Regions from separate parts of the Homo sapiens genome. Here region 1 is linked to region 2. Evidence: chromatin loops called from intact Hi-C (ENCODE). Cell type or tissue: chondrocyte. All regions are shown on one strand. Links, peaks and the distances in the headings refer to the core of each region. The heading gives the core; the rest is flanking DNA.

Region 1 (16,178 bases), core at 3,424-11,423, 190 kb after region 2:
GTCTTGTCCCAGTGCCCCAGGCAGGGCTGGGTTCAGCAGCTGGGAGAGCCAAAGGGCCCTCGGGCCAGGGAAACACAGCCCGTGTGGCAGGTGGGGGCCTGGAGCTGATTGTCACAGGACCTGGCAGATGGGCCATGGCAGAGGCTGGGAGTGGCCATATGCCCAGCAGGGTTGAGCATCCTGTCTTCTGGGGCCATACTGAGGGCAGGCATGTTAGCCAGCACTGCAGGAGCCTTAGGGACCTCTGCCTACCCCAGGGGCCCGGTCCCTAACTCCCTCCCGAGGCCCTGGAAATCACCCTGGTTTCTGCTTCCCTCTAGCCAGTCACGATGGTCCTTGAGTCTGAACTGATCACACGGGGATGGTGGTTACTAACAACACAGTCCACGGCAGTCACAATGGTGTAATAACTGCCACCCTGCCCGGGCCTGAGGTGATGAGGCCCCAAGTGCTTATGTGCAGGATCTCATTTCACCCTAACCCTGCGAGCTGGGGATTATCCCCACATTACAGATGCAGACACTGAGATTGGTTCAGCAGGCCGGGCGTCTTGCTCGTGGTCATGCAGTAGACCAGAGGCAGGACCACAGTCACATCAGGCCGGACTCAGTCCAGCATCCTACTGTATGTAATGGAGAAAGAGAGTTGGCTTGAGGCCTGGCTTGGCCAACACACAGTATCAGACAAGTCCCTTAATCTCCCGGAGCCCCTCATCCCTCTGTAAGATGGGATGTAGGTCCCAGCTCAGGGACTGTTATGAGGATAAATGCTGGTGGGCTGGGAAGGTGGCTGTCCTGGGCCGGCAGGGTGGCAGGTGCCCGATGAGACTGAACCCTTCACTCACGTTCTCCTGGGGTGTGTGAGAGGCTTGATGGGACCTGTGTTTGGGTTGCCTCCTTCCCCCTCTCTCCCTCCCTCCCTGCCTCCTTCCCCTACCTCCCTCTCTCCCTCCCTGCCTCCCTCCCTCCCTCTCTTCTTCCCTCCCTCCCTCCTTCCCTCCCTCTCTTCTTCCCTCCCTCCCTCCTTCCCTCCCTCCCTCTCTTCTTCCCTCCCTCCCTCCTTCCTCCCTCCCTCCTTCCTCCCTTTCTTGTTTCATAGTATTTAGCCATTATACAGGTTCAATCCATTTTAACTACGATAAAAATGTCTCTGTATCACAAAACTATCTCCACATTTCCTCTGATAGCTAAATTATTTCAAGTTAGTGGAACAATGAAGAAATGGATAATCTCATGGGCTTTTAAAAATCTTTGGAATCTCGTCTTGTCTGCGCAGAGGAGAGTGAGAGAGAGTCAAGCTGATCAAGTGGTGGGAGGCAGGATGTGTGGACAGACCTGGCTGTAGTTAGAACAGCCACTCCTGCCTGTACAACCCTGACTTTACTGTGTTTCACATGCACCTTCACGCCCGTTGTCTTACTTACTCTTTGCAGTTACCCTTTAAGGAAGGAAGGGCATTCGTTGTTATGATGATGATTTGAGGGCCAGGTAAACTGGGGCTCAGGAGGTGAAATGACTGGTCTGCTATCGCAGTGCTGATATGGACAGAGCCAGGAGCAGCCCCACGGACTCTCGTTAGAGCTTCCTCACACTTACTGTGTAGCCTTGGGCGGTTGTGTCCCTGTCCTGGGCCTCAGTTTCCCCATTCATATAACAAAGGGCTGAGATTTGAGTCAGCTTGGCCATGCTGGGTGGGGTACACCAGAGCCTGGAGCCAGAATTCCTCCTGGAATCCCTCCCCTGTCTTCCAGCTCTGACTGGGAGCACTCAGAGCACCAGCTTCCCATCCTCGGTCCCTACCCCGCAGGGCAGGTGTAGGTGTTGTGTGAGACAGTGTGAGGACAGTGCCCACAGTCCCCGTCTCAAGCCAGCAGCGGTCCATGATGGTGACATTTTGCCGTCATCGTCTTTACGGCATACCCGCCCTGCATCTCCTGCGAGGGCTCCTTGCCCCTCCTAAGACCCTCCAGGTCAGTGTGCCATTCCTGTCGCATCAGCTGCATCAGTGCAGACAGAGGTGACCGCTCTTTTGGCAGACCTCCCTGAGGCTGAACCCTGGAGAAGGCTGGATGTAGGCCGAGGTTCCAGAGTGTGGGGTTTCCCGAAGGTTCCCTCTTCCCTCAGGCCTGAACTTTCCCAATCAGTAACCCAGTGGAGCCTGGGGCCCTGCCAGACCAGTTCCTCCTGACCCCTCATATCTGAGAGTGGCTCCCTGAGCTCCAAGCTGAGCCAGAGCCAGCCCCAGCCACCATGCTGGGGACCAGAGCGTGGGGGGCAGCTGCAGATCCACCCCACGTTGTGCCTTTGCAGAAGCGCAACACAGCAGGATTCTTAAGTTCTTTATTAGAGATATTTTTAAAAGGCTTTTAAGTATTTTTTTCTTCCCCCACACCAGCAAATGAAATAATTGCATAATTAGTAATAAATTTGTTCCTACACTAAGTGTGGATTTTTTTAGTGTGTGTTAACAATTTATTGCACTTCCTTCCCCTGACCCCTTTCTTCCACTCGCATACTCGACTGGTATTAATGCATTTTTTAACCTAAACTCCCTCCTCCTTTTAACCAGACAGGTCATTAATAAAATGTTCTCCAAGAGCCTGAGCTTTTTAAAGTTGTATATCTCCAGATAGATGGCTTGGGTGAGTTGAACACTGCCGCATTAAGTCTCTGTGATAAAATATTTATTCACCATTAGAATTTTTTTTTTCTTTCGGACTGTTTGTGAAGTGTCTTGCTCTTTTCCTTGAGGTGGAGGGGGAGGGGGAAGGCCCCAGAATGAGGTCTGCAGATGAAGCCATTTCTCAATTCCGGCATCTCTTTCGGTTTCTTGCTTGCCTTCCTCCCATTTGTCGGTTTTGCCGTCCAGTGGGGGCTGGGAGGATGCAGGGGCAGCAGGAAATGGTCTCCTGCCGGTCTCCATGCCCTGGGGGTCTTGGAGAGGGAGGCGATGAGGCTTGTGGAATGAAAAATTCACCACTGTCCCCTCTCTTGGCTTAATTGTTCTTGTGGGTTTATGGCTCTGATGGAGCTGATCTTAAGACATTAGCGTCCAGATCCTTTTAATAATCATAAACATTATCCTAATAGCCTCTATTTATTGATTGTATACTATGGGCTAAGAGCTGTGCTCAATTGTGTATATATATTATATGTATATATATATGTGTGTATATATTTAATATTTCTAATAATTATAAAATTGAGCAAGGCAGGTTTGTAGTACTCATTGATGGATGAGAGAAATGATTTGTCCAAGTTTTCTCCTTTCCTTCATCCATCCATCTGTCCATCCATCCATCCATTTACTCATTCACTCACAGATACTTCTTGAGAGTCTACCATGAGCCAAGGTACTTGGCCAGGAGTTGGGGAGTTAACCATGAGCACACAGATAAGTCACTGCCCTCACAAAGCTTGTCATAAGTAAACAAATAGCAAAATAAGGTCATCACAGACCTTGACCAGGGCTAAGAAGAGAAGTCAGCTGTTGAAAGGGGCTCATGGCCTGAGCCTCCCATGTTGGCCAACTCCAGGAGGGCTGGGGGCCTGACCCTGGACCGGAGGCTGCCATCATAGTTCTGAGCCTTCACTTTTGGAATGGATTTAGGTGTGGGAAATAGTCCCAGCTCCACAGACACCCAGGTACTGTTTGTGAAATAGCCCCTGTTGGCCAAGGCTGTAAGTCACTAGTGGGCTTTTTTTTTCAGCCTAGTTTGCATTTCCACATTGCAGGGACGCTATGAATGTGATTTTTTGAGTTTGCATCATGTTGCCAGACTCGAATCCCACCGCCTGCTTGATAGCTCCATTCGGGTGTGTCTAATTTGTGTCTCAGACCACACATCCAACCAGGAGCTCTGGGCTTCAACCCCCAAACCGGCTCCTTTGCCATCCCAGGCCATGGCACTGCTATGCACCCAGCTGCTCCAGGCAGAGGAGCCTCAGTGCTATCCTGGGTTCCTTCCTCTGCTCCACCTCTGCTCCCCTCTCCCAGCAGCTCTGTCGCTCTGCTCCAAACAGGTCTAAAACAGGTTGGGCTCTCCTCACCTCACTGCCGCCGCCCTTCCCACCTGGGCAGCTGCGGGAGCCCCTGCTGGGCTCCTTGCTCCTCCCACTCCCACCCTCCACAACTGTAGCTAGAACGTTCCACTCAAATCACGTCACGCTACTCCCCTGCCTAGGCCTTCCGGTAGCTTTTCACTGCAGCCAGAATTATGAGCCCCAGTCCTGGCCCTGACCCATCCCCTCTTCTGACCATCTGGAGTCTGCCTTCTGTGCCCCAGGTGCACTGGCTTCACTCTGCTCGGCGGACTGGATGAGCTCATTCCTGTCACAGGGCCTTTGCATGCCCTGTCTCCTGGGCCTTGGCTCAGGTCTTGGTGTGGCCACCTCCGCCTTGTCACCCAGCAGCCTCACGCCTGCCTCCCTATCCTTCCAGGAAGTAGAGGGAGGCCTGAAGACCCGGGAATCCTCCACTGGCTCTGCCCTGTCGCCCTGTTTCAATCCTCTGCCTGGTGTTTACATCCCTTGTTTCTGTTTTTGTTTCCTGTATCTCCTCTCTACACCTCTGTGTCTAATACAGTAGCCATTATTACAATGAAAGAAAATAACACATTCAGTCCCTCAGTGCCACTAGCTATATTTCCAGTGCTCGGAAGCCACATGTGGCTGATGGCTGTCAAATTGGACAGCACGGTAGGGAACATGTCCATCATCAAAGAAAGTTCTAGAGTGTCTGCTCCTTAAGACAGGACTCTATGTACATGGTCCCAGCTGTGCCCCCAGCACCTAGTGTGGGGTCTGCCATGCAGTAGGCATCTGGGAGGTAAATGGATTGGTGATGGGATGGCACACTGTGTTAGGCAATGCTGGGTGTACCCCGAGTCGGTAACCTGCCTTTTGGGGTGAGAGAGCCACACCATTTCTCTCTGTGCCTGCACTGCAGAGGAAGCACATACACCCACATGTATGGAGTTGAAGTGTCATGCCCAAGGAGGGAGAGGTGATGGAAGCACTGGGCAGTGGTGAGCAGCAGACCTCAACTCCACCCCACCCTGCACTCACCAGGTGGGGGACCTCTTTGAGCCTTAACATCCGTGCCTGGAAAATGGGGCCGGCATTTGTGTCTTGCATACGTCTTGGCTGTTGCAAGCCTTGTGTCAGATGAGAGCAGGTATACGAGTGCTTTGGAAACTCCAAAGCTGTGTTTTTTCAAATGTGATCCATGGACCAGAAGCAGCAGAAAGTGGAAACCTTCTGGAATGCAGCCTAAGCCTCTCCCAGAGGGCAGCAGGATCAGGGCAAGAAGGAGACAGCCCTTTAGAAAGGCAGCTGCCCAGTGAAGCCTAAGGAAGTGTGGCAGCGCCGTCCACCCTGTGTGTGACATGGTGGAGGGTCTGTCCCTGAGCCGGCAGCCTGTACCCCACGCCTCTCAGCCCCCTCAGAAAGCCTCCTGCCCCCTGCACTCCCAGCCTCTCCCTTGTGCCCATTCCCATTGCTAGAATTGTTGGCAACAGTGCAGCAGCAGCGATGACAGCAGGTAGCGCCCATTTTGCCATGTGCAGGCACGGGGTTGTTTTACGTTCATTCATTTAACCCAATGGAGAGTATCTGTGTTCCAAACATCAAAAAGGGACAGTAAAAATACGGTCCTATAGGACTGCCATTGTATACATGGTCTGTTGTTGACTGAAAGGTCATTATGTGACATGTGACTGTATTATCCTTGGCCCCTTTTACAAGTGAGGACACCATGGCCCAGAGGAGTTTAGGATGGGCCCCAGGTCATGTAGCTGGAGAGTGGCAGAGCCAAGGTGTGAATCCCGCACCTGGCTCTGGAGCCCTGTTCTCAGCCACCGTGCTGGGCAGCCCACACCTGGCATCCTCTCTGTTAGGAGCAGGGGCCTGCCCCCACGCCCTCTCTGACATTGCTATTCTTGCTAAAATGAAGAGACAGAGCTGAGGGGAGAGCTAAAAAGAATGAATCTGGACTGGCATCAGAAACATGCTGCTTCCCACCAGCGAGTTTTGTGCTTCACTCTTGGGCCCAGGGCCTGCAGGGTGTGCTGTGACCTCATCTGAAGAAGCACCCACACGGGCAGGCCCTGAGGGGCTGCAGCAGAGCCACCTCGATGCCTCTCGAGCCCCACCCGGCCCTACTTATGCCTTCCATCTGCACCAACACCGATGAGAAGCTTGCACCTCCCCAGTCTTCCCTGGTTTTGCTCGTAGCTGGCTGGCTGGATCCCTGCATGGATTGCCCTTGGACAACCCTTTGTGCCGGATGACCTGGCCGCCGTGTATTGAGAGCGCACACAGACCAGGCGCTGTGCCTGTGGTGTTCCCCCAATGCATCCGTATGGCAGCCCCACTTTACACAGGCGGAAACTGAGGCTGGTTAGGGGAGTGCTCAGCTGCAGGACCTCGTGGCCAGACCCCAGGCAGGTCAGCCTCCAAAGCCCCAGCTCTTCCCCACCCCACCGCCCAACTTCTTGCTGGTTTCAGGGGAGGAGCCCGCTGTGCCAGGCCCTCATCTCGTGGTGGTACCCAGAGCCCATGCTGTCTCCCCAGGAGGGCACTGCTCAGCCGCCCTCTCTTTCTGCAGGCCAGAAGCACTTGTGTGTCACCAGCCTCCTGATCTGCCAGGGTCTGCTCTGGGTGGGCACTGACCAGGGTGTCATCGTCCTGCTGCCCGTGCCTCGGCTGGAAGGCATCCCCAAGATCACAGGTGAGGCTTTGGGAGCTGGTGTTGGCAGGACCAGGGGGTCAGCTGCAGGTGGCCAGTGGGGCTTGGCGGGGAGGGTGTATTATGCCCTCATTGGTATAGGGATGGGGTTCCAGTCTCCAGCTTCCTCTCATCTCAGGTGGCATGGTGGCCAGTAGAACTGAATCGTCCTGGCCCCAGTCTCCCACCTTTCTGAGTGTCAGTTTCCTAATCTGGCAGATGGACACAAGAGTGGCTTGGGGCCTGGCTGAGACACCTGCCTAATGGCAGGGGCTCCACTGGCCCTTTCTGCTGCTTCCCATAGCAGTTTCAAGATGTCCAGGCTCCAGAGAAAGAAATAACTGAGTGCTTCTGGGGCCAGGCCCGGCCTGCTCGTGGGGTCCATGTGCAAATGAATGTGTTCACATAGATCAGAGGAAGGTCTGCTCTGATCTGCACTACTGGGCCCAGGACAACAAGGGCAGGATCAGAGAAGACCCCCACACTTGGATGCCTGGAGCTCCGGGTCCCCCTCCACCACCCTGAGAATGATGACTGTGGTCTTTTCCAGCAAGGGAGCAGGGCCAATAGGAAGCCCTGGGGGTGGGCTGGCTCCCTGCGCAGACCTCAAGTCCTTCTGATAAAGAAGAATTGCTTTGGCTGGGCGCGGTGGCTCACACCTGTAATCCTAGCACTTTGGGAGGCCGAGGTGGGTGGATTGCCTGAGCTCAGGAGTTTGAGACCAGCCTGGGCAACACAGTGAAACCCCATCTCTACTAAAAAATAAAAAAAAATAAAAATAAAAAATTAGCTGGGCATGGCGGTGTGCGCCTGTAATCCCAGTTACTTGGGAAGCTGAGGCAAGAGAATTTCTTGAACCCGGGAGGTGGAGGTTGCAGTGAGCCGAGATTGCGCCATTGCACTCCAGCCTGGGGGACAGAGTGAGACACCATCTCAAAAAAAAAAAAAAAAGTTGCTTCTAAATTCTGAGATTTTCTATTTTCAAGGTTTCATCAAATAGGGCATTTTGTCCATCCAGGGGGCATTTGTGGAGGGTCTATTTCCAGGTAGAATCCTGGGATGCAGGGATGAAATCGGGCAGAGACCCTGCTCTCAACAAGCTGATGGTCTCCTGGGGGTCATCATAGCTCGGGTGACAGGTGCTGGGATGAGGGTGCTCCGGGGGCTGGGGACACAGAGACTGGGGCGAGCAGCTCCCCATGCATGAATTCAGGAGGGATTCACAGTGAGGAGTGTGAGCTGGGCCTTGCTGAAAGAGTTGCAGAATCAAGTAGACAGGAAAGGATTTCTAGGCAGAGGAGCTGCTTGGCAAAGGCTCAGGAAATTCTTGGAATTTCACACTGAGGCTCCCCCGTGTGGTGTATAAGGTGGTTTCTGTTCCACTCCCCTGAGGAAGTTGTGCAGGAGCACGGGATAGCCAGAGCCTGTGGCCTTCGGGGGAGGTGCCAACATAGACAGAAGTGACCCCCCCAAATACCCACCCAGAATGTTCTCCAGGAGAGAGACTCAGGTGCTTCCCTTAATGCGCTGGGCCTTTGGGCCCCTTTCTCTCTCGCCCCATTTTCTGCAGGGAAAGGCATGGTCTCACTCAACGGGCACTGTGGGCCTGTGGCCTTCCTGGCTGTGGCTACCAGCATCCTGGCCCCTGACATCCTGCGGAGTGACCAGGAGGAGGCTGAGGGGCCCCGGGCTGAGGAGGACAAGCCAGACGGGCAGGCACACGAGCCCATGCCCGATAGCCACGTGGGCCGAGAGCTGACCCGCAAGAAGGGCATCCTCTTGCAGTACCGCCTGCGCTCCACCGCACACCTCCCGGGCCCGCTGCTCTCCATGCGGGAGCCGGCGCCTGCTGATGGCGCAGCTTTGGAGCACAGCGAGGAGGACGGCTCCATTTACGAGATGGCCGACGACCCCGACATCTGGGTGCGCAGCCGGCCCTGCGCCCGCGACGCCCACCGCAAGGAGATTTGCTCTGTGGCCATCATCTCCGGCGGGCAGGGCTACCGCAACTTTGGCAGCGCTCTGGGCAGCAGTGGGAGGCAGGCCCCGTGTGGGGAGACGGACAGCACCCTCCTCATCTGGCAGGTGCCCTTGATGCTATAGCGCCTCCCCTCTCCCCTCAGAGGGCACAGCTGCAGGCCTGACCAAGGCCACGCCCGGCTCTCGTGCTCTAGGACCTGCACGGGACTTGTGGATGGGCCTGGACTCTCCAGAAACTACTTGGGCAGAGCAAAGGAAAACCTCTTGTTTTAAAAAAATTTTTTTCAGAGTGTTTTGGGGAGGAGTTTTAGGGCTTGGGGAGAGGGAGGACACATCTGGAGGAAATGGCCTTCTTTTTAAAAGCAAAAAACACAAAACCTCACAACTGCCTGGCAAGCCCAGTATCACTTGTTTGGGCCCTAGCGGGACTCCAAGGCAGCCACACGCCCCTCCTGGAAGGGTGTGTGCGTGTGAGTGTGTGCGAGTGTGTGGGCTGGTGTGTGAATATCTATAAATAAGTATATATGGTGTATATTATATGTGTATAAATAAAGTCTGTACATATTGGAGCTCTGGGAGATGCTGGAATAAAAGACAAGAGTTACATCTGGACTTGGATTGAGGTTTTGTTGTGGTTTTTTAAAGCATGATGGGAAAGAGATAGAGAGAGCAGCTATTGGTAGAGAGGGTTTATTCGGGACCCAGGAGCCACTCTTAGGCTTGGTGGGAGGGTGGAGCTGCTACGGGAATCAGCTCTAGAACTTCACAGTCCAATCTGGTCACCATTAGCCACAGGTGGCTAATTAATTTTCAAATTAATGAAAAATCAAACATTCAATCTCTCAGTCACCGTAGCCACATTTCAGATGTGGCTTGAGTGGTGAGTGGTGAAGGATGAGACGGCACAGATATGACCATTTCTGCTATAGAAGAAAGCTCACTTCTGCTCCAGAAGGGGCTCTGGGAGCTTCTTTTGTGAATATGTTTTGGAAAAAAGACTGGTTCACCCCAGGTCTGGAGTAGCATGGGGGCAGAAGGCCTTGGTGTCTAACAGTGCAAGCCAGAAGCGAGGGGAAGATGAGGGGCTTCTCTGCAGGCTGGCAGCCATGTCCCAGGACTTGGGGTCAGAGGGAGGACAGGGTGGGCTTCAGGTGAGGTCCATCAGCTGCAGGAGCAGAGCCCAGGCTGCAGGTGGGATGGGCGGGTGGGGCTGCCTCTGGCCCTGGCTCCTCTCTTCTGTCGCAGTTCGTCCTCAGATTTCTAGAGCTGCTTGCAGGAAAGAAAATCAAAACCAAAAGCCGCCACCCAAAAGGGAAGTGTTTCCTCCATCTCTCCACCCTCTACCTCTCTGTCATCTGTCTACCCACCACCCACCGGTACTTGCATTGAGATCTTTCCACTGAAGTTCTGGGAACCCAGTGGAAAAGCCACCAAGGAGTGGACATTCCAGCCGGGTTCTAACCTCATGATAGGTTCTCGCCCACTAGAGAAGTCATTCATTCATTCGTTTTGCAAACCCCTTGAGTTCCTGCTATTTGCTGGGCACTGGGCTATGTGGACAAGACTGCAGCCGTCCATGCCCACAGGAAGTGCATGTTGTAGCGGGGAAGGCAAGCATAAACACCAGCGAGCGAAGGCTTGGGGAGATCGAGGGTGCTGCGGAGGAGGAAGGGGGATAGAGGAGCAGCCCGTGCTCAGGTGGAGGGTGGACAGAGGTTGGCTATTCCCAGAGGGAGGTAGCCAGTGTGGGTCCCCAGGAAGGGGAGAAAGGAAGCTGGTCCAGAGGAACCAGTACACCTGAAGGTCTGGCTCCTACACTGACTACGGCTCAGACATGTCCACCTCCTTTGGGCCTCAGGATCCCATTTTGTATCAAAAGAACCATCACTGCCCTGTCCACCTCTCTTGGAAGAGAATAAAGTACGCTAGTTCCATTTTTATTGCACAAGTGGGTTATTGAATAAATACTCTCTCTGGATGGGACTCCCAGGGGGTGTGTTTATCTCATCAATCAAATGTCAACCAAGACTTCCTGAGACAGAGACCAGTGAGTCGAGGCTGCCTGGGACAAGGAGTAAGCCTGGACTCTAGGGTCTGGCAGGCCTGTGATCAAGTCCAGCACCACCAAAACGCGTCTGTGTGGCTCCCAGCACGTCCCTCCGTGGCTCCCAGCACGTCCCTCCATTTCCATATCTCTAGAACAGAGGGGATGATGTGTCACAGAGTTCAAGGTACCAGAACCACAGAAAGCATCTGGAACAGCCCTCCGGTGGCATTTTTGGTGATGGTTCCTTATATCCTCGCTCCAAACGATTTGAGGCCAGTGGTTCTTACTGAGGAGTCTCCTCTGGTGCTGGAGCTGGCATCTGGGATCTCCGTGGGCCTGTTAGATCCTAGACCTACAGATCGCTCAGCTAAAAGGGACCTGGGAGATCGAATGGAGCCCGTTAAATCACGTCACGGAGAAAACGACTGACTTTGCTACTTCAGTGAAATTATCACATCAGTCACCAGCTCATCTCCCATGCCTCCGACAACAGAGCGAGGGAGGGTCGGGGGCGCCGCGAATGGCTCCTGAGACCCACTGAGGACGTGCATCACATGTGAGTGGAGGCCTGGCCTTAGATATTGATAAGAGTAATAATACCCAGAGCGCTCCGGGTGCCTGAGCTCCTTTCGTCGGTACAACTGCTCTCTGAGGCTGCTTTTGTTTGCCTCGTTTTGTAGGTGAGGGGTCTGAGGCTCAGGGATCTAAGCAACCTGCCTAGGAAGCCTCAGAGCCTAAAAGTCAGGCCCGGGACTGTGGTCTGTCTGCCACCAAGACGGCTCTTAACTACCAGACTACTTGCCCCCCAGAGCAAAACTCTGGAGACAAACAGAGCAGAGTTGCCTTAACAGGCAAGTGCCTTAATCTGTGTCTCAGGGAGACCCTGCCATGGGAACGGACCATCATTCATTCAGTATTCATTGAACGCCGATTACGTGCCTGGACCCGTTTTCAAGTAGACACTGGGTAGGGCGTAGTGAAAAAGACAAATCCCAGGCACACCTCGTTGTCCATTCTACTGGCAGGGTCAGGAGGGAACAGACCGGGAGAAAAATATGTCAGATGATATTTGTGCTCTGGAGAAGGGGGATGGGAAGGGCTGGGGAGGGGGCTCATGATGTCAAAGAGGGTGGTCAAGAGGCCTCACTGAGGAGATGACGTCCGAGCTAAGACCTGAAGGTGGAGCAGACATCGGGTGGTAGAACATTTCGGGCTGAGGGCAAGTGCAGGAGCAAAGTGTGGGGGCAGGAGTGTGGCTGGAGCAGGTGCGGGCGGGGGAGGGGAGGCAGTGGGCAGTGGGAAATCACTGGAGGGTTTCGAGCAGAAGAATGACACTGTCTGTCTGATGTTTTCAAACAATCACGTTTGGCTGCTAAATTAAGAATAATCCATGGAGAGGGGGACAGCAGTGTGGGAGCCAGGAGTCCCCTTGTTGAGAGCTGTTGCAGTCAGCCAGGTTTGCAAGGTGGGGGGCAGCAATAGAGAGCGGTCAGCTTCCGGGTGGATTCTGATGTCCCAGAGCCCACTGGGTTTGCAGATAGATGGGCTGGGAAGGAAAGAGAGGAGTCAAGCATGCCTCTGAGGTCTGGCCTGGCGACTGGAAGGTCAGAGCTGCCAGCTTCCCTGGCAGGGTGGCTGTGAGGGGCAGCTTTTCCACAGGAAGAGCGGGAATGGGGTTTGGATCGGCTACATTTAAGTTGCTTTTGAGCATCCGAGCAGAGACGTAGGGAGGACAGTTGACTGTGTGAATTTGGAGTCAGCAGAGAGGTCCATGCCAGGGGTGCCTGAGCCTGGATGCAGCCTCCAAGGGAGCAGAGTAGACGGAGGAGGTGTGAGGACAGAGTCCAGGGAAGGCCAGTGTCGGGAGGTCCAGGAGCTGATCAGGAAGCACGGGGGAGGCTGAGATGCCCGGATGAAGGTGGAAGACCGGAAGGGCAGGGTGAGGGTTGGAAGGGGAGGGGGTGATCTGTGCTGAATGCTGCTGAGGTTAAGGAGGAGCCTGAGGCCTACCTTGGATTTAGCCACACGGAGGCCTTCTGTGCCCTTACGAGAGGTATGTGGGCAGAAGTGGTGGCGGGGAAGCCTGAGGATGCGGAGGGAGGGTCTGGGAGAGGAGCATGTGAGCAGCGGGGTCCTGGGTGGTTCTCAGGCCCCAGTGATTCGGTGGAGGGAAGGAGGGGCCGTGACAGATGCCCCAGCCATGCAAGCCACAGCTCAGAGGGCCCAGAGTTTATCAGTTCATGGGCCTTCATCCCCTTGCCCTTGCCCAAGGGGGAGAATCACTTTCTCTACCCCTGGTGAGCAGGCCGAGGCTGCAGACAAGCCCAGTTATCAGGAGGCAGCTGTGAGCCAGGCCGGTCTCCCAGCAGGAATCCTGAGCAGCGGCTGATTGAGAATCTCCGGCTGGTGACAGGTTGCCCCAACCCCACCCCGTGGGGAGCCCAGCCTGCCATGCTGGGTTACTGCCAAAGGCCTCTGTTCCTGTCTCTGTGCTCAGGCCTGGGGAGGTCAAGGCCTGACATCCCCATCCCTCAGATGGAGGTGGGGGTTGTTCTCTGGGCACTTCTGGCCCCGAGACATGGACTCCAAAGGTGGGAGGGAAGCAGAGGCTGTCCTCATCCAGCATCTGAGCAGTCCCCTTCCTTGGAGCCTGACTGCCTGTGGTGGGGGGCACAGAAATGGCCCTCTCACTTTGTTCCGATGACTGACCTTACTGTAGTTTGGACACCCCATAGCAGAAAACTCTAATTCTTTTTTTTTTTTGAGACGGAGTCTCACTCTCGCCCAGGCTGGAGTGCAGTGGCGCCATCTTCGCTCACTGCAACCTCCTCCCGAGTTCAAGCAATTCTCCTACCTCAGCCTCCCAAGTAGCTGGGGTTACAGGTGCTGGCCACCACACCCGGCTAATTTTTGTGTTTTTAGTAGAGACAGGGTTTTTCCATGTTGGCCAGGCTGGTCTTGAACTCCTGACCTCAGGTGATCCACCCACCTCAGCCTCTCAAAGTGCTGGGATTACAGGTATGAGCCACTGTGCCTGGCCTCTAATTCTTCATTAAAGGTGACATAGTCATTTCTGGAGCTTAAGCTGCTTCTTGGGGCTAACACAGTCTATTTGGGGTGAACTGACAGTCTTTTAGGCCTATCTCCTTCCCTTTCCTTCCCTTCTGTCCCCCGCCTGGCATATGAACCCGGGGGACACTAATAGGATGCAGTGGTAATAACTAGGGTGCAGGTGTCTGCACAGTGGCAGAGGCATTGGAGATGTCCCTACTCTCTATTCTGGCTTCTTTTGGTCTCCATGCCCTTAGGTCCCCTGCCATGGTGGTCAGGCTGGCATCCTTGGTGTCAGGCTGGCATCATCAGTGCTGCCTGTCTCTGGTCTTGGGCACCTCACCTTCTGTACCCCCCAACCCTATCTCAGTCCCCCTTAACCTTTCCACACCCCCACCAGCCTCCACCCCCAGGACACTCACAGACCTGTGTACCCCAGACCCCTCCTCTGCCCTGCTATCCCCACCCTGGGGGGCATGTCGGGGATCAGACCCCTGCCCGTGGGCTCTCGTGCTCCCTTCAACCTTTCTGATTGACTCCTAGAGGCCAGGTGAGTCCAACCTCAGGCAGGTCCCTCCAGTCCATCCCGTTGCCGACTTGCTGCTTACAAAGGGATTTCCTAACGAGAAAGCTGCCCTTCGGCCTGTAGGAGCTGTGTGCTCAGGCGCTGAGCTCTGTTCTTGCTTTGTAAAAGGAAGCAGAGCCTGAGACAAGGATTTTGATTCAGGTCGTTTATTTGGGAGGGGAGACCAGGGAACCCCGATGGGGGCATAAAATGGGGAAGAGAAGGCAGCCAGTGCCGGGGGAGGTATTGAACATGTTACTAAGTGGGTACCTCGGGCTCAAGTCTGCTGAGGGGCTCTGGGAGACGGTGCAGAGCTTTCTCCTCCGACCCCCACCAGCTGGGTGCCTGGCTGAGCTGCCCCTGGAGGCGTGAGTCCCTGTCAGTTCTGTCTGCTTCCTTGTTAGCCAGAGAGGGGACTAAGGTGGAGAGAGCCGGCAGGCTTGCCTGTGCGCTATAGCAAGTGCCCATAGCAAGCTGTGGCTTTTATCATTGAAAATTTTTTCCATCCCAACAAAGCCAGACTTTCAAGAGGACAGTCTTGCTGTGGACACAAAGATGTGGAATTTGGAACTCAAAGCTGGTTGTTTGTTCTAGGTTATATCCCCCTGTCTCAGCTCACGCCGTTCTAACAAAACACCACTTGCCAGGCGTCTTAAACAACAAACAATTATTCTCACAGTTCGGCAGGCTGGAAGTGCAAGAGCAAGGAGCTGGGGGATTCAGTGTCTGGGAGGCTCCTCCCAGGTGGCAGGCAGCTGCTTTTTTGTAGTGTCCTCACGTGGCAGAGAGTGTAAGCTCTGGTCTCTCTTTCACCTTTTTTTTTTTTTTTTTTTTTGAGACGGAGTCTTGCTCTGTCACCCAGGCTGGAGTGCAGTGGTGCGAACCCGGCTCACTGCAACCTCTGCCTCTTGGGTTCAAGCAATTCTTCTGTCTCAGCCTCCTGAGTAGCTGGGATCACAGGTGCGCACCACCACACCTGCTTAATTTTTGTATTTTTAGTAGAGACAGGGTTTTACCATGTTGGTCAGGCTGGTCTCAAACTCCTGACCTGAGGTGAGCCGCCCACCTCGGCCTCCTAAAGTGCTGGTGCTGGGATTACAGGTGTAAGCCACCATGCCCGGCCTCTTTCTTCTTTTTATAAAGGTGTGAACCCCATCATGGGGGCTCTACCCTCATGACATAATCAACTCCCAATGGCCCCACCTCCAAATATCATCACATTGGGGTTTAGAACATCAACACATGAACTTTGAGGGGACACAAATGTTAAGGCCATAACACTCTTCCTACCCCCCACCGCACAACATGTAATAAATGGCACCGACTCAGTGAGGTGGAGGTGGGGAAACATCAACTCATCAAGATTTCTAAGTGATACGGTTAGGCTTTGTGTCCTCACCCAAATCTTATCTTGAGTTGTAATCCCAAGTGTTTAGGGAGAGACCTGGTGGGAAGTGATTGGATTATGGGGGCAGTTTGCCCCATGCTGTTCTCGTGATAGTGAGTTCTCATGAGATCTGATGGTTCTCGAGATCAGCTTTCCCTGCCCTTTTTTTTTTTTTTTTTTTGAGACGGAGTTTCTCTCTGTTGCCCAGGCTGGAGTGCAGTGGTGTGATCTCGGCTTACTGCAGGCTCTGCCTCCAGGGTTCATGCCATTCTCTTGCCTCAGCTTCCTGAGTAGCTGGGACCACAGGTGCCCACCACCACGCCCGGCTAATTTTTTTGTATTTTTAGTAGAGACGGGGTTTCACCGTGTTAGCCAGGATGGTCTCGATCTCCTGACCTTGTGACCTACACGCCTCAGCCTCC
Region 2 (16,178 bases), core at 5,472-13,471:
ACGCCTATAATCCCAGCACTTTGGGAGGCCGAGGTGGGTGGATCACGAGGTCAGGAGTTTGAGACCAGCCTGGCCAGCATAGTGAAACCCCATCTCTACTAAAAATACAAAAAATTAGCCGGGCATGGTGGTGAGTGCCTGTAATCCCAGCTACTTGGGAGGCTGAGGCAGGAGAATCACTTGAACCCAAGAGGCAGAGGTTGCAGTGAGCTGAGATTGTACCACTGCACTCCAGCCTGGGCAATAGAGCGAGACTGTTTCAAAAAAAAAAAAAAAGACAATGAAAGGTGGATTGGGTGAATTAGGCAGCACACCCACACATAAAGTCATAATTTTTCTATTAGCTCCCTTCCCTAACTCTTTTCCTTCCCCTCTGCTCACTCTGATCCAGCCACACCTGCCCCCTTGCTGTTCCTTGGTCTGTCTCACCTTCTGTGTTCAGAGCCTTTGCCCTCTCTGTTCCTTTTGCCTGGAAGGCACTTCCCCCTGAAATTCCTTGGCTTATCAGAGCCCTCATTTACATTTCACTTCTGTGGGTTTTCTTTTTTCTTTTTTTTGAGATGGGGTTTTGCTCTGTCACCCAGGCTGGTGTGCAGTGGCACCATCACAGCTCACTTCAGCCTTGATGTCCGGGGCTTAAGGGATTCTCCCACCTCAGCTTTTCAAGTAGCTGGGATCACAGGTGTGTGCTATCATGCCTGGCTAATTTTTTAATTTTTTTTTGTAGAGTGGGGGTCTTTCTATGTTGCTCAGTCTGGTCTCAAACTCCTTGGCTCAAGCGCTCCTCCCTCCTTGGCCTCCCAAAGAGTTGGGATTACAGGCATGAGCCACTGCATCTGGCTCTTGGGTTTTCTTGATATCATGATCAGGGTGGCCTGTGACAACTACCCTGGCCAATGAAGCCTAAATTGTTTTGGTCCCAGAGACTTGAACTGAATCAGGCTACCTTTCATTCAATGCAGATCACCTCCTCCAGGAAGCCCTCTCAGACTGCCCAGGCTAGGTCAGGTGTTTCTCCCCAGCCCTCTGCTGATAACCCTTTCAAAATGGTTCATTTCCTCTGAGGGGATAAGAGAGGGGTGATGACTCATCCATTTCAGCATCCCCAGTGCCAGGCAAGGCCCAGAGGAGGTGCTCAAGAACCTGCTCTAGGCCAGAAGCAAAGGGAGGAAAGGAAGGCTCCTTTTGCTGGTCTTTTCCCTGCTGCCAGCAGAGGGCGCCTCCGCACCACGATTCTGCCCAGGTGGGTCCAGCCTCCAGTGGGGCCACAGCCAACCTCCTTGTCCTCAGGAGGCTTCCGGACAGAGGGGAGACCTCCTTTGTTCTCTGAGAACAAAGTGCTCAGGCCTTGGGTGCAGACACTGCTACCTGTGTGATCTTGGAGTCTGTGACTTTCCCATCTGACCCTTGATTTTCTCATCTATAAACTGGCTGTATTACCTTGGGGAGTTTGTGAGCTAATAAAATCATCAGTGCAGTGCTGAGCTTAGAGGCACCGCTTGCTAGCTGGGTAACCATGGACTAGTGATTTTGCCTCTCTGTGCCTCAGTTTCCTCGCCTGCAAAATGGGGATAATTGTAACCACCTCATAGGGCTGTTGGGACAATTAAATGAGTTATTCTATAAAATATGAAGCAGAGCGTCAGGCACATGGCCAGGGCTGTGTTATTATTTCCCTTTATTATCATTGCTGGTTGATGAGAGAATGTCCCAGCTCCAACTTTCACCTGCCATGTTGCACCCATGATGACTCCAGGGTAGAGGCTGTGACACCTTTTTTTTTTTTTTTTTAAACAGAGTCTTGCTCTGTTGCCCAGGCTGGAGTGCAGTGGCACGATCTTGGCTCATTGCAACCTCTGCCTCCTGGGTTCAAGCAATTCTCTTGCCTCAGCCTCCCAAGTAGCTGGGATTACAGGCGCCTGCCACCATGCCCTACTAATTTTTGTATTTTTAGTAGAGATGGGGTGTCTCCATGTTGGTCAAGCTGGTTTCGAACTCCTGACCTCATGGTCTGCCTGCCTCAGCCTCCCAAAGTGCTGGGATTACAGGCGTGAGCCACCGTGCCTGGACTTTTTTTTTTTTTTTTTTTTATCTGAGATGGAGTCTCGCTCTGTCACCCAGGCTGGAGTGCAGTGGCAAGATCTCGGCTCACTGCAACCTCCAGCTCCTGGGTTCAAGCGATTCTCCTGCTTCAGCCTCCCGAGTACTTAGGATTACAGGTGCCCACCACCACGCCCAGCTAATTTTTGTATTTTTAGTAGAGACAGGGTTTCACCATGTTGGACCAGGCTAGTCTCGAACTCCTCAGGTGATCCGCTCGCCTCGGCCTCCCAAAGTGCTGGGGTTACAGGCATGAGCCACCACGCCCACCCTTTTTTTTTTTTTTTTTTAGATGGAGTCTCACGCTGTTGCCTGGGATGGAGAGTACAGTGGCGCAATCTTGGCTCACTGCAACCTCTGCCTCCCAGTTTCAAGCAATTCTCCTGCCTCAGCCTCCCGAGTAGCTGGGTTACGGGCGCCTGCCACTACGCCTGGCTAATTTTTGTATTTTTAGTAGAGACAGGGTTTCGCCATGTTGGCCAGGCTGTTTCAAACTCCTGACCTCAGGTGATCCGCCTGCCTCAGCCTCCCAAAGTGCTGGGATTACAGGTGTGAGCCACTGTGCCTGGCCTGATTTTTAAATTTTTTTGTAGAGACAGGGTCTTGCCATGTTGCCCAGACTGGTCTCGGACTCCTGAACTCAAGCCATCCTCCTCCCTCAGCCTCCTAAAGCATTGAGATTACAGGCGTGAGCCACTGTGCCCACTCAGTCTTTTTTTTTTTTTTTTTTGAGACAGAGTTTCACTCTTGTTGCCTAGGCTGGAGTGCAATGGTACGATCTCGGCTCACCGCAACCTCCGCCTACCAGGTTCAATCGATTCTCCAGCCTCAGCCTCCTGAGTAGCTGGGATTATAGGCATGCGCCACCACGCCCAGCTAATTTTTGTATTTTGAGTAGAGATGGGATTTCTCCATGTTGGTCAGGCTGGTCTTGAAATCCTGACCTCAGGTAATCCGCCTGCCTCGGCCTCCCAAAGTGCTGGGATTACAGGCGTGAGCCACCGCACCCGGCCCATGGCATCTTAACATTGGAGAAAACAGCAGAAGCAGATGGGCAGTCTCTCACCTTTGCCTCTCCCTTCTTCCCTGATCAGACCATAAAGCTTTCACTGGGGAGGTGCCCTCTCTATTCCCAAAGGAAAGGAGCCAAAGACACAGAGATGCCAAGAAGAATCTGAACAATCAGGCCTTGCTAAGTCCCATTTCCACCGTCCTGCCACCCCTCACCGCCCCCTATCTATTATCATTAGATCAGACTCTTTTGTTCTCCAATTATACTTCTTCACAACTGCCTACTCTTCATCAAACCAAAGCAGAAAAGCACACAAATTTACCTGTTTCTTCTTCTTCTTCTTTTTTTTTTTTCTTCTGGAGACCATGCCTCACTCTATCACCCAGGCTGGAGTGCAGTGGCACAATCTCGGCTCACTGCCACCTCCACCTCCTGGGTTCAAGCAATTCTCATGTCTCAGCCTCGGGAGTTGCTGGGACTACAAGTGCGTGCTGCCACACCTGCCTAATTTTTTATATTTTAGTAGAGACAGGGTTTTGCCATGTTGCCCAGATAGGTCTTGAACTCCTGGGCTCAAGCAATTCACCCACCTCGGGCTCCCAAAGTGCTGGGTTTACAGTTGTGAGCCACCGTGCCTGGCTACCTGTTTCTTTTCTTTTTTTTTTGAAATGGAGTGTTGCTCTGTTGCCCAGGCTGAAGTGCAGTGGCGCTATCTTGGCTCACTGCAATTTCTGCCTCCTGGGTTCAAGCAATTCTCCTGCCTCAGTCTCCCGAGTAGCTGGTACTACAGCTGCATGCCACCATGCCGGGCTAATTTTTTGTATTTTAGTAGAGACAGGGTTTCACCATGTTGCCCAGGCTGGTCTTGAACTCCTGAGCTCAGGCAATCCATCTGCCTCGGCCTCCTGAAGTGTTAGGGTTACAGGTGTGAGCTGCCGCACCCAGCCGTGTTTCTTCTTTTTAAAAATCTTTTCTTGATAGCTTTTGGGGTACGAGTGTGTTTTGGTGACATGGATGAATTGTACAGTGATGAAGTCTGAGATTCTAGCGCACCTGTCACCCAAGTAATGTACATTGTACCCAGTATGTACAATGAGACCCTCTTTTTTTATCCCCTCCCATCCTCCCTCTTCTGAGTCTCCAAAGTCCATTATACCACTCTATATGCCTTTGCATACCCATAGCTTACCTCCCACTTATAAGTGAGGACATACAGTATTTGGTTTTCCATTCCTGAGTTACTTTGCTTAGAATAATGACCTTCAAATAATGGCCTCCAGCTCCATCCAAGTTGCTACAAAAGACATTGTTTCATTCTTTTTTATGCCCAAGTAATGTTCCATGGTGTATACGTACCACATTTTCTTTATCCACCTATTGGTCAATGGGCACTGAAGTTGGTTCCATATCTTTGCAATTGTGAAGTGTGCTGTAATAAATATATGCATATAGGTATCTTTTTTTTTTTTGAGATAAGAGTCTTGCTCCGTGTAGAGTGAAGTGGCACAATCTTGGCTCACTGCAACTTCTGCCGCCTGGGGTCAAGCAATTCTCCTGTCTCAACCTCCTGAGTAACTGGGATTACAGGCTTTTTTGTATTTGTAGTAGAGACAGGGTTTCACCACGTTGGCCAGGCTGGTCTTGAACTCCTGACCTTAGGTGATCCGCATGCCTGCCTTGGCCTCCCAAAATGCTGGGATTACAGGTGTGAGCCACAGCACCCAGCCTAATGACTACTTTCCCTCTGGATAGATACCCAGTAGTGGGATTGCTGGATTGAATGGTAGATCTACTTTTAGTTGTGGGGGATCGGTCAGAGAGGTGGGAAAAACTACCGGGAAAGGACGCAAATCTTCTGAAAGGTCGGAAGGTTCTGCAGAGCCCCGGGGGAGAATAGCTGAAGGCAACTGTTCTATAACCCTCAGGCAGAGGGCAAGGAGTAGGTAGAAGGGAGTGTAGAGGAATTTATCTGAAACAGGCTTGTTTACTTATGTTGACCAGCAACTGACCTTTGATCATCCTCACACACGTGTGAGATTGCTGAAAGGGGAACAATTAATGTTAATTACTTACAGGTTGTGTTGGCTCCAGGTTTTTGGCATTGTGCCTGCACTGAATAAAAGCAAGCGGCTCCAGCTTCTTGGGACTGCTCTCTGGCCACGAGAGCCAGGCAGCCACCTAGTTGCTCTTACACTGCATACCTGTGTCTGAGTACTCATTTCATCCATCAGCCAGGGTCTGCAGGACAGACCCAGCATTTAGTTCTTTAAGAAAGCTCCATACTCTTTTCCACAGAGGTTGTACATTCTGTGGAATCTGTATAATCTGTACAACAGATTATACACTGTTGGTGAGAATCTACATTCTCACCAGCAGTGTATAAGTGTTCCCTTTTTACCACATCCATGCCAATATCTATTGTTTTTTGACTTTTTAATAATGGCCATTCTTGCAGGGGTGAGGTAGTATCTCACTGTGGTTTTAATTTGCATTTCCCTGATGATTAGTGATGTTGAGCATTTTTTCATTTGTTTGTTGGCCGTTTGTATATTTTCTTTTGAGGAATATCTATTCATGTCCTTTGCCCACTTTTTGATGAGATTATTTGTTTTTTTCTTGCTGACTTGTTTGAGTTCCTTATAGATTCTGGATATTAGTCCTTTGTCGGGTGCATAGTTTGTAAATATTTTCTGCCATTCTGTGGGTTGTCTGTTTGATGATTATTTCTTTCACTGTACAGAAGCTTTTTAGTTTAATTAGGTCCCATTTTTATCTTTGTTTTTGTTGTATTTGCTTTTGGGTTCTTAGTCATAAATTGTTTGCCTAAGCCAATGCCCAGAAGAGTTTTTCCAATGTTGTCTTCTAGAATTGTTGTTGTTTCAGGCCTTAGATTTAAGTCTTTGACCATCTCGAGTTGATTTTTGTATGAGGTGAGAGATAGATAGGAATCCAGTTGCATTCTTCTTTTTTTTGTTTTTTTTTTGAGACGACGTCTCGCTTTGTCACCCAGGCTGGAGTGCAGTGGTGCAATCTCGGCTCACTGCAACCTCCACCTCCTGGATTCAAGCAATTCTCCTGCCTCAGCCTCCCCAGTAGCTGGGATTACAGCGCCTGCCACCATGCCCGTCTAATTTTTGTATTTTTAGTAGAGATGAGGTTTCACCATGTTGGCCAGGCTAATTTCGAACTCCTGACCTCAGGTGGTCCACCCACTTCGGCCTCCCAAAGTGCTAGGATTACAGGTGTGAGCCACTGTACCTGGCCCAGTTTCATTCTTCTACATGTGGCCAGTTTTCCTAGCACCGTTTATTAAATAGGGTGTCCTTTCCCCAATTTATGTTTTTGTATACTTTGTTGAAGATCAGTTGGTTTTAAGTATTTGGCTTTATTTCTGGGTTCTCTGTTGTGTTCTGTTGGCCTATGTGTCTGCTTTTATACCAGTATCATGATGTTTTGATAACTATAGCCTTGTATAATTCAAAGTCAGGTAATGTGATGCCTCCAGATTTGTTCTTTTTGCTTAGGATTACTTTGGCTATTTGGGGTCTTTTTTGGTTCAATATGAATTTTAGGATTTTTTTTTTTTTTTTTTTTTTTTTTGAGATGGAGTCTTGCTCTGTTGCCAGGCTGGAGTGCAGTGGTGTGATCTCAGCTCACTTCAACCTCCGCCTCCTGGGTTCAAGTGATTCTTCTGCCTCAGCCTCCTGAGTAGCTGGGACTACAGGCACGAGCCACTATGCCCAGTTAATTTTTGTTTTTTGTTTTTTTTTTGAGATGGAGTCTCGCTCTGTCACCCAGGCTGGAGTGCAGTGGCGTGATCACCCCTCACTGCAAGCTCCGCCTTCTGGGTTCACACCATTCTCCTGCCTCAGCCTCCCGAGTAGCTGGGACTACAGGTGCCTGCCACCACGCCCGGCTAATTTTTTGTATTTTTAGTAGAGACGGGGTTTCACCATGTTGGCCAGGATGGTCTTGACCTCTTGACCTCGTGATCCACCCAACTCGGCCACCCGAAGTCCTGGCATTACAGGCGTGAGCCACCATGCCCAGCCCCTTGTTTTTTCTAATTGTGTGAAAAATGATGTTGGTATTTTGATAGGAATTGCATTGAATCGGTGGATGACTTTGGGAAGTATGGTCATTTACATGATATTGATTCTTCTAATCCATGAGCATGGGATGTATTTTCATTTGCTTGTGTCATCTATGACTTATTTCAGCAGTGTTCTGTAGATCTCCTTAGATCTTTCTTTCTTTTTTTTTTTTTTTTTTTGAGACAGAGTCTTGCTGTGTTACCCAGGCTGTAGGGCAGTGGTGGCACAATCTCGGCTCACTGCAACCTCCACCTCTTGGGTTCAAACGATTCTTGTGCCTCAGCCTCCCGAGTAGCTGGGACTACAGACGTGTGCCACCACGCCTGGCTAATTTTTCAATTTTTTTAGTAGAGACAGAGTCTCGCCATGTTGGCCAGGCTGGTCTTGAACTCCTGACCTCAAGTGATCCACTTGCCTTGGCCTCCCAAAGTGCTGGAATTACAGGTGTGAGCCACCATGCCCAGCCAGAAAGAGTTTTCACATGCTTGGTTAAGAATAATCCTAAGAGGCCAGGCATGGTGTCTCATGCCTGTAATCCCAGCACTTTCGGAGGTGAGATGGGAGGATCACTCGAGGCCAGGAGTTCGAGACCAGCCTGGTCAACATAGTGAGACCCCTATCTTTATTAAAAAAAAAAAAAAGAATATTTTGTTAGGTATTTTACTTTGTTTTTACAGCTATTGTAGAAGGGATAGAATTCTTGAGTTGATTCTCAGCTTGGTCGTTGTTGGTGTATAGCAGTGCTATTGATTTGTGTACATTTATTTTGTAACCTGAGACTTTACTGAATTAGTTTACAAATCTAGAAGTCTTTTGGAGGAGTCTTTAGGGTTTTGTAGGTGGGTGATTATATCATCGGCAAACAGAGCTAGACTTCTTCTTTTCCAATTTGGATGCTCTTTCTTTCTTTCTCTTGCCTGATTGCTCTAGCTGGGAAGTTTCCCTGTTTCTTTTGGTTTTCATTTTTGAAGCCTCCCGTGGCATGTAGGACTTATATTAAACACATCACTATGCTTTTCTCTTAATTTGTTTTTTGTTACAGGTGGCTCAGCCAAGAACCTAGTGATGGGTGAGGAAAAGAAATCTTCTCAGCTGGGCTCAGTGGCTCATGCCTGTAATCCTAGCACTTTGGGAGGCCGAGGCAGGTGGATCGAGGCTGAGGCAGGAGAATTGCTTGAACCTGAGAGGTGGAGGTTGCAGTGAGCTGAGATCACGCCACTGCACTCCAGCCTGGGTAGCCTGGGTGACAAAGGGACTTTGTCTCAAACACACACACACACACACACACACAACACACACACACACACACAAAACAAAGAAATCTTTTATCTCCTGCAGGGTTTCTATGTGATTTTTACTTGAGCAATACAAGAGTATATTGTCCAGGTGAGCACCCTGAGACTAATGGTGAGGGTTGACCCTGAGTTCCACATTGGTTGGCATTCATATTTCTGTTTCTTTCTTCCTCTTTTTTTTTTTTTTTTTGGAGACACAGTCTTGCTCTGTTGCCCAGGCTGGAGTGCAGTGGCACGATCTCGGCTCACTGTAACCTCCACCTCCTGGGTTCAAGCGATTCTCCTGCCTCAGCCTCTCAAGTAGCTGGGATTACAGGCTCCCACCACCATGCCTGGCTAATTTTTGTATTTTTAGTAGAGACAGGGTTTCACCATGTTGGTCAGGCTGGTCTCGAACTCCTGACCTTGTGATCCTCCTGCCTCAGCCTCCCAAAGTGCTGGGATTACAGGCGTGAGCCACCGCACCTGGCTATGTTTCTGTTTCTGATTGGGGAGGTGGAGCTACTGACCTCTGGATGGAGGAAAAGATGCTCTGTGGCCACCACCAGGCTCTAACCTTTTATTTCATTGATTCCTCGGAGCCAGGATGAGAGGTAGCATCATAATCCTGATTAGTGGACAAGAAAACTGAGGCTCCAGAACACTGAGTGACTGGTTCAAGGTCCACACCTGCAAGCCCAGAGGCTGCCTATGGGGCGGGGTAAGGGGCACAGGATCATGCCCTTCATACAGTCCCCGCAGTCCTGGAGGTGCTGCTCAGTGCACGACGCCAGGGGGCGCCATGCGCATCGAAGAACCCTCTGTGGTTTCCCAGTCCTTGGGGCTGCAGCTGCTGCCTTCTTCGACCGATTTCTGCGGAGATGGTTTCGTGAGGACAGCATTATAAATGGGAATGATCCATGATACTCATGACTGGGCCCTTGGGGACTGGGCCCCTGCCAAGCCATGTGATCCAAGGCCTCCTCGTACTTGCTTTCCTTTCTGTGATGTCTTGCCTGTGCCCCAGCTGCCTGTGCTGTGAATTTAATTCCTGCAATAGGAATCTCATAAATGCATGGGTGGCCAGGCAAATAGGTATAAATAAGTAAAAAAGTTGTGCCTCTGAAGCTCTCCGTGGGGTAACTCATCCTCAGAAGAATGTTTATGGGCCTGAGCTGGAAAGGGAAGAAGTGCAAGTTCCATCCTCAACAAGGTGCCTGTTGGCAATTTGAGCTGGAAGTAGGGTCAGGATGACATAATAGTGAAGTGACGGGTCTGTGTTCCAGTCCTGAGCCAACCACTGTGTGCGTGTCAAAAATAGCCACCATGCTTCATTTCTCCCATTGTTGAGGCATATTTTTCCACTTCTTTTGGACCAATACGAAGTGATGGAAGTGAGGACTTGTGGCTTCCAAGCCAGGCCCTCAAGAGGTCTTGCCCACTTCCACATTCTCTCTCTCGGACCTTGGTGTGATATGAGCCTGGGTTAGAGTGCAGGGGGATGAGAGACCATGAGGAGGAGAGTGTCCCAAGCAAGGCCATCCTAGACCAGCCTGTCCCCATCAGGCCTGCCAGCTGACAGCAGACTCCTGAGAAAGCCAAGTCCAGTTGAGTTCAACCTAGCTCAACCCTGGCCAGCAAAACCACACGGCGAACCTGCAGATCCTGAACTGTAATAGAGGCTTATCATTTTATAAGTCATTCCATTTAGATTAGTTTATTATGCAGCAACAATTAACTGATATGGCCAATTATAGTGAAATGGTCATGGTCCATTTGCATACTCTGTGAGCCTCAATTTCTTTTCTTTTTTTTTTTTTTTTTGAGATGGAGTCTTGCTTTGTTGCCCAGGCTGGAGTGCAGTGGCATGATCTCCGCTCACTGCAAGCTCTGACTCCCAGGTTCATGCCATTCTCCTGCCTCAGCCTCCCTAGTAGCTGGGACTACAGGCGCCTGCCACCACGCCTGGCTAATTTTTTTGCATTTTTAGTAGAGACGGGGTTTCACTGTGTTAGTCAGGATGGTCTCGATCTCCTGACCTCGTGATCCACCCGCCTCGGCCTCCCAAAGTGCTGGGATTACAGGCGTGAGCCACCGCGCCCGGCCGCCTCAATTTCTTTATCTGTGAAACAGGTAACGCTATATGATAGTAGTCTCTGTCCCAGAGAAGCAATATGAGGAATAAATTAAATGTTCATAAGATTCTTCTCACAGTGTCTGACATGGAGAATATCAGCTGGAACGGGCCTGGTGGTGCTGCCATAATTAGCAACCCTAGGCTGCGCCCAGTGGCTCATGCCTGTAATCCCAGCACTTTGGGAGGCTGAGGCAGGTGGATCACCTGAGATCAGGAGTTTGAGACCAGCCTGGCCAACATGGTGAAACCCTGTCTGTACTAAAAATACAAAAATTAGCCGCGAGTAGTGGTGCTCGCCTGTAGTCCCAGCTACCTGGGGAGCTGAGGCAGGAGAATCGCTGGAACTCGGGAGGCGGGGGCTTCAGTGAGCCAAGATCATGCCACTACACTCCAGCCTGTGTGACAGAGCAAGACTCCATCTCAAAAAAAAAAAAAAAAAATTAGCAATCCCAAATATTAGTGACTTTAAACAGCAAAGGTCGGCCAGGTCCGGTGGCTCACACCTGTAATCCCAGAACTTTGGGAGGCGGAGGCGGGCAAATCACGAGGTCAGGAGTTCGAGACTAGCCTGGCCAATATGGTAAAACTCCATCTCTAATAAAAATACAAAAATTAGCTGGGCACAGTGGCTCACGCCTATAATCCCAGCACTTTGGGAGGCAGAGGTGGGCAGATCACGAGGTCAGCAGTTTGAGACCAGCCTGGCCAACATGGGTTAAACTCCGTCTCTACTAAAAATACAAAAATTAGCCAGGTATGTTGGCAGGCACCTGTAATCCCAGCTACTCGGGCGGCTGAGGCAGGAGAATTGCTTGAACCCAGGAGACAGAGGTTGCAGTGAGCCGAGATCAGGCCACTGCACTCAAGCCTGGGTGACAGAGCAAGACTCCGTCTTGGAAAAAAATAAAAATACAAAAATTATCTGGGCATGGTGGCACGCGCCTGCAATCTCAGTTACTAGGGAGGCTGAGGCAGGAGAATCGCTTGAACCCAGGAGGCGGAGGTTGCAGTGAGCCGAGATCGTGCCACTGCACTCCAGCCTGGGCGACAGAGCAAGACTCCGTTTCAAAAAAAAAAAAAAAAAGTCTGGGCGGGGTGGCTCATGCCTGTAATCTCAGCACTTTGAGAGGCCGAGGTGGGCAGATCATAAGGTCAGGAGATCAAGACCATCCTTGCTAACACGGTGAAACCCCGACTCTACTAAAAATACACACATGCACAAAAAAATTAGCCAGGCATGGTGGCGGGCGCCTGTAGTTCCAGCTACTCGGGAGGCTGAGTCAGGAGAATTGCTTGAATCCAGGAGCAGAGGTTGCAGTGAGCCGAGATCGTGCCATTGCATTCCAGCCTGGGCAACAGAGTGAGACTCCATCTCAAGCAACAACAACAACAAAACAGCAAGCGTCTATTTCTTGCCCTTGTTACATGTCTGCAGTAGGTGGACCAGGAGCTGTGAGCATTATGGTCACGTAGAGTCCAGGGCTGGTGACGTTCTTCATCTCAGCACTTTTCTGGCCACTGCCCCAGAGAGAAAAGAGAAGCTCAGGAGGGAGTTCAGGACTCATCGGCCCCACCCACCCAAAGGGCCCATCCTTCTTTCTAGAAGGGGACAGCTGGAAGTATTTGGTGAACAACATTTACAACTTCATATGAGCAGTGAATGAGTGTTAGGTATTGCTTTCTGCTTGAGTCCTCAAGTTGGGAGAGTAGTAAAGTGAAAATAAAAAGAAGCAATATTGTTTTGTTTTGTCTTTTTGAGACAGGGTCTCACTTTGTCACCCAGCCTGGAGTGCAGTGGTGTGATCTTGGCTCACTGAAGCCTCCGCCTCCCAGGTTCCAGTAATTCTCCTGCCTCAGCTTCCCGGGTAGCTGGGATTACAGGTGCCCTCTACCATGCCCAGCTAATTTTTGTATTTTTGGTAGAGATGGGTTTCACCATGTTGCCCAGGGTGATCTCGAACTCCTGAGCTCAAGCAATACACCCACCTCGGCCTCCTAAAGTGCTGGGATTTCAGGCATGAGCCACTGCGCCCAGCTGGAAGCAATGGTAATAGAAATCACAATAGCATAATAGCGGCTCCACGTATTGAGTACCTACTGTATGCCAGCACAGGGACAGGCCTTTTATCTGTGTCATTGAATCCTTACAAGAACCCTGTTAGATCAATCTTATTATCCCCCTTTTAAAGCAGGATGAGGCTCAGAGAGTGTAAGGGACCTGCCTGGCATTGCCAGGTTTGTGGCAGAGCCAGGATTTGGATCCAGGACTCTATTTTTTTTTGAGACGGAGTTTTGCTCTTGTTGCCCAGACTGGAGTGCAATGGCCCGATCTCGTCTTAACCACACCTTCCGCCTCCTGGGTTCAAGCGATTATCCTGCCTAAGCCTCCCGAGTAGCTGGGATTACAGGCATGCGCCACCATGCTTGGCTAATTTTGTATTTTTAGTAGGGACAGGGTTTCTCCATGTTGGTCAGGCTGGTCTCGAACTCCTGACCTCAGGTGATCTGCCTGCCTCGGCCTCCCAAAGTGCTGGGATTATAGGTGTGAGCCACTGCGCCCGGCTGTGACCCCTTTTTAATGCTCCCCAAAGGCTGACCAAGGTGTCCCAGAGATTAGGCAAGGAGCCAGACCAGGCTGTCCATCGACTGAACTGGTCCATCTGGACTCCTGTCAGTTATGATCAGGAATCAGCAAAGAATAGGTCAAGTACAGTGGCTCATGCCTGTAATCCCAGCACTTTGGGAGGCTGAGGTGGGAGAATTCCCTGAGGCCAGGGGTTCAAGACCAGCTTGGGCAAAATAGTGAGACTGCCATCTCTGAAAAGAAAAGAAATCAGCCAAGAACTGTCTGGTTTTGCGCCTTCACTCCCCCGATCCTTCCAGTTTTGTGCTATAAATTCCTTTGAGGAATTCCAGTGTAGGCTGAGGTAGCCAAGAGGCACAGGGCCTCCTTAGCCCCATCAGACTGACGGTGGCTCCTCACCTCACACAGCCGTTCATAACAATAGTCTGTGTTGACTGCACCGGCACCGTCTACCCACACTATGCCAAGGGCTTTGTGAGCATTTTCTTTTTTTTTTTTTTTTTTAAATTGATAACAATTTAACTTTATTTTTTATTTATTTATTTTTTTCCACTTTTTTTTAATTATTATTATACTTTAAGTTTTAGGGTACATGTGCACAATGTACAGGTTAGTTACATATGTATACATATGTTTTCTTATTGAAAGCTCCCCAAACCCTCTGTTATTATCCCCATGTTATACAAGTGGGAACACATGCACAGAGAGGTACATGTCCTGTCCAAGGTCCTACAGCTGGTAAGGAACCAGAATTGGAACTCAGGCAGCCTCACCCCACGTCTTCACCTCTAACCTTAAGCTATAAAGGGTTCTTACATTCTTGAGCTCTTGAACTCATCTGATCTCCCCTAGGCACCTTCCACCACATGCACACACACACACACTCAAGCAGTTATTATGACTCCAACTCTACAAACATGGTATCCGAGGCTCTGGGACATGTTCAAGGTCACAGACTGGTCAACTGGTTCAAATCCAGTGTCCTGGCTGGGTGCCATGGCTCACACCTGTAATCCCAGAACTTTGGGAGGCCAAGGCAGCGGATCACTTGAGGTCAGGAGTTTGAGACCAGCCTGGCCAGCATGGTGAAACCCTGTCTGTACTAAAAATACAAAAATTAGCCAGGTGTGGTGGTGGGCGCCTGTAGTCACTACCACCTGCAACTTCTGGGCTGAAGCCATCTTCTCTCAATCTCCCGATTAGCTGGGACTACAGGCATACACCACCACGCCAGGCTAATTTTTTAATTTTTAGTAGAGACAGGGTTTCACCATGTTGGCCAGGCTAGTCTGGAACTCCTGACCTCAAGTGATCCTCTTGCCTCGGCCTCCTAAAGGGCTGGGATTACAGGTGTGAGCCACTGTGCCCGGCCAGATCATGTCTTTTTGACTCTGGCAAGGCACTGTCCCACTGTGGGCCTCGGCATCCTCATCTGGAACATGGGTGTGCCAATGGCACCCACCTCAGGAGCTTGTTGGGAGGTAGAAAGGCTTATGAAAGCACCTGGCACTTGGTAGGTGGTTAATGACAGCTTCTTGCCTTCCTGCTTTGCTGCGGGTGCCCCCTGAACCCAGGGAAGTAAGTTTATGAGCCACTGGTCCTCATGGATCTGCTGGGAGGTTGGGGAGAGAGCCGTGGATGGTTGCCTTGTCCATCACAGCTCCTGGGTGCAGTTCCAGGAGCAGCCTCCGGTGGTTACATAGGCAAGGGGAGACAGGTCTCTGGAGATGCTTCCATCTGTACAGAATGGACTGATCTCAGGGCCTCTGCCCTGGGCCTCCTGATGTGCTGTGGGAGGCCATGCTGGGCTGCAGGTGGGCGTCGGGGCCTGGCGCACAGGAGACACTGCTCTCTGGGAAAAAGGAATGTGACTGGTGACATGCCACAGGGACAACAGCAGCAGCCCCTTCTAGGCACAGGCAGCTACTGGGCACCAAACACTCCATCCTCTGCTCCTCGTGGCCTTTGTTCACGGTGACCCTTTCCCACCTATTTTGGGATGCAGAGGTTGAGGCCGCACAGGCTTTCTAGCTGACTTGCTGCTCCTCCCTGCTCTGCTCCACGTGAGTTCCATGTTCAGCTCATCCTAACATGGGCCCCTGAGCACCTGTCCTGACCTCTGTTTTTTTTGAGATGGAGTCTTGCTCTCTCACCCAGGCTGGAGTGCAGTGGTGTGATCTCGGCTCACTGCAACCTCCACCTCCTGGGTTCAAACAATTCTCCTGTCTCAGCCTCCTGAGTAGCTGAGAGCACAGGTGTGCACCACCATGCCTGGCTAGTTTTTGTATTTTTAGTAGAGATGGGGTTTCACCATGTTGGCCAGGCTGGTCTTGAACTCCTGAACTCAAGTGATCTGCCTGCCTCAGCCTCCAAAAGTGCTAGGATTACAGGTGTGAGCCACTGTGCCCAGCCCTGTCCTGCCCTCTTTCCTGCCCCTTTGCCTCCCAGCACCAAGCCCCATGGCTGCCCATCCACCCCGGCTCGCACCCCATCCTTCTCCTCTCCCATCCCTTCCTCCCCCTACCTCTCCATGCCCTCCTCCCCCCAGTCATGGAAGGTGCCAGCCCCAATGAGCAATGACTTCCACAGTTGTCCTTGGCTGGCTGACACTTGTCTGGAAAGTGGGGGTGGGGTCTCATCAGGGGCCCCACTGAGGAGCTTTATTGGCAATACAGATCACTTAATTTATTTTCATCATTATTATTATTTTTTGAGACAGAGTCTTGCTCTGTCACCCAGGCTGGAGTGCAGTGGCACAATCTCAGCTCACTGCAACCTCCGCCTCTCAGGTTCAAGCAATTCTCCTGCCTCAGCCTCCTCAGTAGGTGGGATTACAAGTGCCTGCCACCATGCCCAGCTAATTTTTGTATTTTTAGTAGAGACAGAGTTTCGGCATGTTGGCCAGGCTGGTCTCGAACTCCTGACCTCAGATGATCCGTCTGCCTCGGTCTCCCAAAGTGCTAGGATTACAGGTGTG

What was found. Hi-C counts contacts between places; a loop is a spot of excess contacts. Peaks named below come from ENCODE experiments on the same cell type or tissue, not always from the same donor. Only the 100,000 strongest peaks of a DNase experiment are listed, where the experiment ranks them.
Region 1: a loop joins it to region 2, with 6 times the contacts of the local background. A loop is called at or near these places in 5 of 110 quality-filtered maps.

What each region holds. Positions count from the first base shown.
Region 1 is chr1:17,688,552-17,704,729 of GRCh38, forward strand. ARHGEF10L (Rho guanine nucleotide exchange factor 10 like) reads left to right here. Exons shown (of 29, transcript NM_018125.4): 28 at 6,607-6,729; 29 at 8,297-9,318. The coding sequence ends at 8,829. Among named protein-coding and RNA genes, the nearest start is that of LINC02810, 21 kb to the right of the region's middle. RefSeq lists enhancers at 1,088-1,820, 12,227-12,826. In chondrocyte, for the core only: CTCF peaks have their summits at 8,094 and 8,298; a DNase peak (open chromatin) is centred at 8,448.
Region 2 is chr1:17,493,223-17,509,400 of GRCh38, forward strand. No RefSeq gene overlaps it. Among named protein-coding and RNA genes, the nearest start is that of ARHGEF10L, 38 kb to the right of the region's middle. RefSeq lists a silencer at 1,208-1,350. In chondrocyte, for the core only: a CTCF peak has its summit at 9,267 (motif pointing right); a DNase peak (open chromatin) is centred at 9,302.